3 separate regions of the Homo sapiens genome follow, and all the other regions are linked to region 3. Evidence: chromatin contacts called from ENCODE Hi-C or POLR2A ChIA-PET data. All regions are on one chromosome and are shown on one strand. The core of a region is the stretch at or near the end of the contact, and the rest is flanking DNA. Distances in the headings are between cores, read along the strand shown. Region 1 overlaps SGMS1 (sphingomyelin synthase 1). Region 2 overlaps SGMS1 (sphingomyelin synthase 1). Region 3 has its middle 24 kb from the start of SGMS1-AS1.

Region 1 (2,700 bases), core at 40-2,539, 150 kb before region 3:
ATAAACTTCAAAAAAAGTACTCTGCTGGTCAATGGCTGTTCTTTATCCTCCAGCCAAATGCCTAAGGGACTGTATGAACCTATTCACATCAGTGAACATCAACATACAGCTTCCTTACCAGACAGAATCACACTGTGTACTCTACCACCACTCCACACTATGCCCATCACCAAACACTACCCAGAAAAGCAACGAGGCACACAGCACTAGTAAATGCCCCATTTGTCCTGTTCCTCAACAAAACACAAGCCAGCCCACTTAATAATGTCCAGAAGCTGTTATATATTCCAAGTAGGAACAGACATGGCCAGAGCTGCCTAATGGCTCCCAGATCCCAGTTTAAAGACAACCCTAGGCCTTCCTATATCACATTCCAGGTGATCCCATGGCTTTGGGAGAATAAAAACAGCTCCTCTCTACCAGTACCTAGGCCTGGCTACCATCTCAAATTCATTATGAGCTGTGTGATCTTAGGCAAACTGCTTAGCCTCTCTAATCCTGGATGTCCTCATCCGCAAAATGGTGCCAGTAATGTCACCCATCTATATAGCTCACAGAGCTACAGTAAGGATAAAGCTTTTGGCATCCAAGTAGTCCTCCATGCATGTCAACTAATGTCACTACCAACATCTTTAGACACAAACCCACAGCAGCCTCCTGTTTGGTCTCCCTAATTCCACTCTAGCTTCCACCCACTGGTAAAAGTGATCTTAAAAGGGGGATATGGTAAAGTCATCCTCCACCCTTCTTCCAACACTGAAATGTAGAGACAGCTCTACTGTCATTAGAATGAAGTCCAGAAGGCTCGATGCAAACCTCTCCAAGTGTCAACGATTAACGATGAGAACTCTGCCTCCACCCACACCTCTCTTCCCCACAATAGGGTAGCCTTGACAGATGATCCTAATTCTCCTTTGATGACATTTTCAAACTTACAAAGTTGTCTAATAAGGATCATTATGCACTTCAGTGTGAGCTCCATTCACCACTATACTGCTCACATAGCTATCAACTAACAAGAAATGTTGAGGACTCATCTTTTCAAGAATTACAATCTATACAACCCATAATAGTGTTAAAGCTGGAAGACATGACAAACAAGCTTCAGTGTTCTATCATATTAAACTTGTCCATATGGAGCTGAACAGAACCAGTGAGATTATGCAAGAGAAGCCAAAAGGTAAGTGAGTATTAAATACCAGATCCTGGCCGGGCGCGGTGGCTCACGCCTATAATCCCAGCACTTTGGGAGGCCGAGGCAGATGGATCGCCTGAGTTCAGGAGTTTAAGACCAGCCTGGCCAACATAGTGAAACCCTGTCTCTACTAAAAATACAAAAAATTAGCCGGACGTGGTGGTGCATGCCTGTAATCCCAGCTACTCAGAAGGCTGAGGCAGGAGAATCATTTGAACCTGGGAGGCGGAGGTTGCAGTGAGCCAAGATCGCACCATTGCACTCCAGCCTGGGCAACAACAGCAAAACTCATCTAAAAAAAAAAAAATTCCAGATCCTTCAGTTGACAGGTCAGACCAGATGATTCATCCACCTACCATCTAACACTGTGCCTAACTGAAATGCATGACTTTCAGTTAGAGGTTTCACTTTGGACATATCTGTTTACCTATTTGAATGTGAGCCCTAAGTTATTTTTATATTTTGCTTTTCCTCTCAGGCTGAGAAAGCTGCTGCTAAAAACTCTCAGAGTAAAAGTATGCTGATATCACACTCCAGGGAATTTGGTTTCTAAGAAAAGCCCACTCATTTTTAAAAGACAAGATGAAGAGAACACAGACTTCAAGCAAGTTGGGAGTTAGGGAAATATAACTCAAGGTCTCAATGACTTGCCCACCACCCCTGCTTTTTCAGCAATGCTGTTTGGGGGAGGGGATCATGGTAACTTAACATGGGAAAGATGTGATCGGATAAAATCTCTTTTATCATTCAGAGGGAAGAGGAATTCACAACCAATCACTTCAATCCTTATTTTCTTTTTAAAGCATTATTTTTATTGTGGTAAAATATACATAACATAATTTATCACCTTAATCATTTTTAAGTATATAGTTTTATGGCTTTAAGTACATTCACATTGTTGTGTAACCATCACCACCATCCATTTCCAGAGTGTTTTCAACATCCCAAAGAGAAATTCTGTACCTATTAAACAGTAACTCCCCTCTCAGCCCCTGGAAACCACCATTCTACTTTCTGTCTTTATGAATACACTAGGTACCTCATATATGTAGAAGCATATAGTATTTTTCCTTTTGTGACTAGCTGATTTCACTTACTATAATGTCCTCAAGGTTCATCCATGTTGTAGCAAGTGTCAGAATTTCCTTCCTTTTTAGGGCTGAATAATATTCCATTGTATGCAAACATCCTATTTTGTTTACCCATTCATCCATCAATGGGTATTTAGGTTGTTTCCTCTCCTTGGTTATTATGAATAATGCTGCTATAAACCGGGGTGTACAAACATATCTTCAAGAACCTGCTTTCAACACTTTCAGGTCTAAACCCAGAAGTGGAATTGCTGGATTATATGGTAGTTCTATTTTTAATTTTTTTCAGGAACTGTCATATTGTTTTCCATAGCATCTGTACCATTTTACATTCCCACCAATAGTGCACGAGTGTTCCAATTTCTTCATATCCTGGCCAACATTTGTTATTTTCTGGGTTTTTTAATAGTAGCC
Region 2 (2,700 bases), core at 199-2,698, 250 kb before region 3:
TGGTTGAGACAACTTTAATATTCTTACGAGGAAAATGTAACTTAAAATGTGGAAGGATTCAGTATTGGGCTGCTTTGAAGTTTTGATGTTCCGGCATCACTTTAAAGAAATAAAGACTGGACATCGATGAAGGATTATGGGTGGGGCTTGTGCAGGAAAGACAAGAAATGGCACAAATCAGAGGACCCATATTCAAAAGAAAATTCCTTGACACTACATAAAACATTGAGAAATCCTAAACATTTCTGTTTCTAAAGTTAATAAAATGTTTATGGTGGGTATGTATACTGCTGAAAAAGTTATTTCCACCCTTAACCGATTCATCATTCATCTGAGGATCCCAATTCTACTGAAAGAGGAACTAAACCAAGGTCTGGACCCTCCAGTGCATTTCCTCCCTTTCCATGATGAAAAACGTTAACAAAACCAGAAGGGGAAAAGTTAGCCTTTGGTGAAATCTTGCCCTCCTTTTAGTGGCTGTCTCCTCAGGAGTCTTTGCTTCTCTGAGCCCTCAGGGTGGGGCTCCCAGTCCCACCCCTCTAGAGGTCCAAGCTTAAAGACTACCTCTTCTCCTCTCTTTACTTCCCACGTGCAGCCCCCATTATCTTAAGTCCAGGTATTCTCAGCTAGGAGTTGAGCAAAGCAAGGCAAAAGTCAACCCACACAGTAAGGTACATTTCTCTTCCCTAGGATGTTTTGCATTTCAGAAGGTCTATGTTCCACAACTGTAAATGCCTCCAGTTCAAGAGTATACAAAAGAGAAGTGAAAAAATTCAGGACCGTGGAAGGGGGGATATTTTGGAACTAGAGAGAGGAAGGAACATGTTAATCTTAAGACGAATTAGTTACAAATAGAAAGAATTAGACTAACTCCATCTGTTTTTGTTTGTTTGTTTGAGGAAGTGTTGACCTTTCCAAGCCAGTTTCCCTGTCTATAAAAATATGGATACCATCACCTGACTCACAGGATTAAATGAGATAATGAGCTGCAGAGTACCTAGTAGAGTCTAGGCACACAGCAGGTGCTCACCAATCATGGCTGCTTTTAGCAGTCTGTCTTCTCACATCCATCCCCACCCCACCCACAAGTGGCATTATTTTTCACATCTTCCTTCCCCCAATTTCTATACCCAAAGATTCTTTTAAAAGTAGCTAGGTCCCCTCCCCTCAATGCATCCCAACAGCGGCAGCCTCCAGTGTTCTGTTAAAAAGAAAGCTGTGTGGTGAACCGGCGGTGTTACTTGAAGATAAGCACTCCACCCTTCTGCACACTCTCAGGAGCTCAAGTACGGGACACTCAAAATGTGAATATCCGTTGGTTGATTTGTACTATCAAATTTACTCAAAATTAATGTGCAGTAAGATCAAAAGCAAAAAAAAAATGCTTCTTCTCTTTGCATGAGTACTCCCAACCCATTCTCTTCAAATGAATCATCATCTAAGATCTCTGATGTAGTTGCTAGATTTAGAGAACTTGTACATTCTTTGCAAATGGCAGATAACTGCCCTTGAGGAGATGGTTAGCAGCACTCTTAGACAGAGGACTCACTCAGTGTAGGGCACTCTGCAGGACCAGGTAGGATAGATACGTGGTCTCTGTGGGTGTCTAAGTTGTCACTCCCCAGTTCAAGGATCTAGAACCTCAAATCATACACATGCACAATAAAGCAAGATGAAGATGTTAAAGAGGACAGAAGAAACCAAGTATGGTTAGCTGGTCTTAGAAAGGAGACAGGCATGACACCAAAGCAGAGGAGAAGGCGTGCAAGGCAGATAAAGTCAGTTTGCTTTAGCAACATCCTGGCTACACACACAACTGATCACAGCTCACTCTCTCGCCGAGAGAGAAAATGCCTATGTTTAAAAGTTCTGAAGAACAAAGTGTCTGGGTTTATTTAGATGTCCACATCTCTTTGCCTCTGTGCATCTGAGTTATCTCTTCTGGATAAGCATCAGTTGCTATATATTGCTTTGGTTTTTCCTTTAGAAGACAAACACAAGTTGAGGAAGCTGCCTTTCCCGTTTGCCAATGATGATAAAATGCAACAGCTGTTACTTAAGCAACCATTTAGGTTTCAGAGGTATTGAAGATAAATCTGTTATTTCTTCTAAAGAAAAGCTTTTTCCTCTTGAGGTGTTAATTACTGATTTTAAATAAGTCACTAAAATCAAGTAAGTTATGTGACCTACGAAGGGCTGATGGTGACAGAATCTGCCTGAAATAGGTAGAGTGGCACCTAAGAACTCTGCCTCTAAGCCATTTCGCCGCTCTTCAGCATGTGACTTGGGAATGCCTTCTACTTATAGATACATTTCAAAAGGCTACACACAGAAAGTTTTCCGTCCCTGACTTTGTACTCTGGTGTGCTAAGATTTTAGTATATAGTTAATATCATTCTGCAAATTTTTTCTCTCAGTAATAAAGTGAGGCAGACAAGTTTGGTGGTTATTTTTCCACTCTCTCGGAGCTTCTTAAAAAGTAGAGGTCTTCAGAAAACAGTAATTATTCACGTGCAATGACAAAAAATAAATAAGCACACCATATAAAAACAATCAGGCTCTAAACAGATGTATAAATGCAGGGAGTAGACATCTAAAATACTTTCAGGAACTATCAGATGACTTCAAAATATGATCATATCATCAGATTTTGAAATATTAAATAATGAAATGAAATTATCCTAACCTTTAAAAAATATT
Region 3 (2,700 bases), core at 168-2,667:
ATTTCCCCAGAAATGTGAGCTAAAACCAAACTGCTAAAAGACATTTTTTGCTGGGTGTTGTGGCTCATTTCTGTAATCCCAGCACTTTGGGAAGCTGAGGCAGATGGATTGCTTGAGCCCAGGAGTTTGAAACCAGCCTGGGCAACATAGTAAGACCCTGTCTCTACTAAAAATAAAAATAATAAAAAAGGACATTAGCTGGGTGTGGTAGTGTGCCCCTGGAGTCCCAGCTATTTGGGAGGCTGAGGTAGGAGGATTGTTTGGGCTTGGAGGGTGAGGCTGCAGTAAGCTATGATTGCACCACTGCACTCCAGCCTGGGCAGCAGAGTGAGACCCCATATCAAAAAATAAATAAATAAAAATAAAAGACATTTTTAAGATATGTAATGAAGGGAGATGGTTGGGGAGGAGAGGAAGACAAAAGATACAACTCCGGGGGATGGTGGAGGTTTACCAAGAGGAGAAACCAGCAAGACACACAGTGGGAACAACCATGAGGGAAGAGGTGACTGAGGGACTGTATTGTTACTGCAGCCTCGGAAGCAGCAAACATAAAAAAGTTACCCTTTCTGCCCCACCCAAGCTCAGAGCCTCCTCACTGATTTTCCTACTCCCAGGCCCTCCCAGTGCCACTGTGGTTCACACTGAGCACTGGTCCTGGGGTCCTAGCAGTCATCATTTTACACAATTTGATCCTGTTCAGCTCTTCTGGTTTTGTCTCTCTTTCTTTCCTTCTTCTGAAAGTCTAGCTGGAGAAAATAACTCTCCATACCCCGGAACACACACCGCGTTTTCCCATCTTTAGCTCTCTGCTCACTAATGACTTCCCCTCTAATGTCCATCCCCATCATATCATCTCCACCCACCCAAGTCCTACCCATAAAAGGAGAAAAAAAAAAAGAAAAAAAGAAGCAGAGTCTCATTCCATCTCCCAGGCCAGAGTACAATGGTGCAATCACAGCTCACTGTGGCCTTGACATCCTGGGCTCAAGCTATCCTCCTACCTCAGCCTCCTGAGTAGACGGGACCACAGGCAGGCACCATGCCTGGCTAAATTTTTTTTTTCTTTTTAGACAGAGTTTCACTCTGTTGCCCAGGCTGGAATGCAGTGGCTTGATCTTGGCTCACTGCAACCTCTGCTTCACAAGTTCAAGTGATTCTTGTGCCTCAGCTTCCTGGGTAGCTAGGACTACAGGTGTGCTCCACCATGCGTGGCTAATTTTTTTGTATTTTTACTAGAGATGGGGTTTCCCCCATGTTGGCCAGGCTGGTCTTGAACTCCTGACCTCAAGTGATCCACCCACCTTTGCCTCCCAAAGTGCTGGGATTACAGGCGTGAGCTACTACACCCAGCCCAATTTTTTAAAATATTTTTTTGTAGAGACAGGGTTGTTATGTTGCCCAGGCTGGTCTTAAACTCCTGGGCTCAAGCAATCCTCCCACTTCTGCCTCCGAAAGTGGTGGGATTGCTGGTGTGTGCCACCGTGCCCAGCCCCAGCTCAACTCCGTAATGGGTAAATGAATAACCAAATGATGGCTCCAGTACAATCTTGATCACAGTCACACGGCCTCAATTCTCAGTATGATCTGAAATCTGCCCATAGTGCTGCACTTTGAACAGATCAGCAGCACAGATTTTTCACTGATACCCACAGAAATTACCATAGTTTAGATTATCAGATGTCTAAAGGAACATACGTCCTCATAGTTCCCACACCCAAACACATTTTTTTGCACATACAGCAGTTATCAAAAAGTGCCCCAGACTTTTCTCCTGAGCTACAAATATACAATGCCCTGCCTGCCCTCCTATCCTTAGCTCTATATTTTCAGTTCTTTCTCTCTCATTTATTGATTTTAACACCTTTCTTGCTCTGGTTTATGTGATATTATCTTGTAGGGAATTAAGTAGATGCTTCCAATTAGATTCATTACAAGTTCCCTTAAGAAGCGATTAGGAAGGTAAGAGTCCCAAGCGGCTGGTTCCCTCAGTAATACCAGCAGCATTTTTAGGGTGCATGCCAATATCAGACCAGGTTTTAAGTGCCACATTACTCCTTTATCACCAAGGGATCCTTGGAAGCTTGCAAAACTGAGTGCAGCTGAGCATAAAGTAGTGTTTTATTGAATGCCTTATGTGGCAATTACAAAGAAAACAGAAATATGAATCCCTCATCAAAAGGCAGTTTAGGAGGGGTAGTCAATCAGTGCATGGACCCTGTAGTCTAATGGTACTGGCTTTAAATTCCAGTGCCAGCTATAGGATTTTGGAAAATTACTTAACTTCTCTGAGCCTGTTTTCTCATCTGCTAAATGGGGGTAATGGTATAGTAATAGCGCTTTGGGGAGAATTAAATTAATTAAATTAAATTAAATTAATTCAGCACAATACTTGGTACATAGAGTTCAAATAAATGGCAGCTATTATCATTACCATGAAAATTAAAATTCCAGTGAATCACATGACCTGCCTTCCATTTCCAAAACTACGACCTTTTAGTTGCTAAGTTATTTGTGAAGTCTATGGGCTTTAAGAAAGATGGCAAGAAGGGAAAGAGGGAAAAGGGAAGAAGTTTTCCTATTTTCCATGGGTCAGGTTTTCATTGCTACTGAACTCTTTATACAAGCATAATAGAGATAATATTTTGAAAATATTAATAGTTTTCTTTCCCTTTAGAAAACTGCAAACTCCACCTCCTG

The links. Hi-C counts contacts between places; a loop is a spot of excess contacts on that map. ChIA-PET counts read pairs that join two places held with the same protein, here RNA polymerase II (POLR2A). Pooled maps may share reads with other maps.
Region 1: a pooled map shows a loop between it and region 3 (4-fold over the local background). The contact joins two enhancer-like sites. A Hi-C loop is called at or near these places in 15 of 37 single-sample maps with no recorded cell type and 11 of 50 pooled maps. POLR2A ChIA-PET finds 5 or more read pairs at or near these places in 4 of 52 experiments (activated CD4-positive, alpha-beta T cell, activated CD4-positive, alpha-beta memory T cell and activated T-cell).
Region 2: a loop to region 3 is called in a pooled map, with 2.2 times the contacts of the local background. The contact joins two enhancer-like sites. A Hi-C loop is called at or near these places in 8 of 50 pooled maps. POLR2A ChIA-PET finds 5 or more read pairs at or near these places in 5 of 52 experiments (GM12878, activated CD4-positive, alpha-beta T cell, activated CD4-positive, alpha-beta memory T cell and 1 more).

Annotation. Positions count from the first base shown.
Region 1 is chr10:50,496,304-50,499,003 of GRCh38, forward strand. The region is part of intron 3 of SGMS1 (sphingomyelin synthase 1); the gene reads right to left. Among named protein-coding and RNA genes, the nearest start is that of SGMS1, 130 kb to the right of the region's middle. Within about 2 kb of position 1,290, at least 2 of the 41 ENCODE cell types and tissues checked have a DNase peak (open chromatin) inside an H3K27ac peak, as active enhancers do.
Region 2 is chr10:50,395,688-50,398,387 of GRCh38, forward strand. All of the region lies in intron 6 of SGMS1 (sphingomyelin synthase 1), which reads right to left. Among named protein-coding and RNA genes, the nearest start is that of ASAH2, 150 kb to the left of the region's middle. Within about 2 kb of position 1,449, at least 3 of the 41 ENCODE cell types and tissues checked have a DNase peak (open chromatin) inside an H3K27ac peak, as active enhancers do; they include GM12878, where a contact is called at or near this core.
Region 3 is chr10:50,647,299-50,649,998 of GRCh38, forward strand. No RefSeq gene overlaps it. Among named protein-coding and RNA genes, the nearest start is that of SGMS1-AS1, 24 kb to the left of the region's middle. RefSeq lists enhancers at 1,150-1,309, 1,330-1,479, 1,690-1,749. Within about 2 kb of position 1,418, at least 3 of the 41 ENCODE cell types and tissues checked have a DNase peak (open chromatin) inside an H3K27ac peak, as active enhancers do; they include GM12878, where a contact is called at or near this core.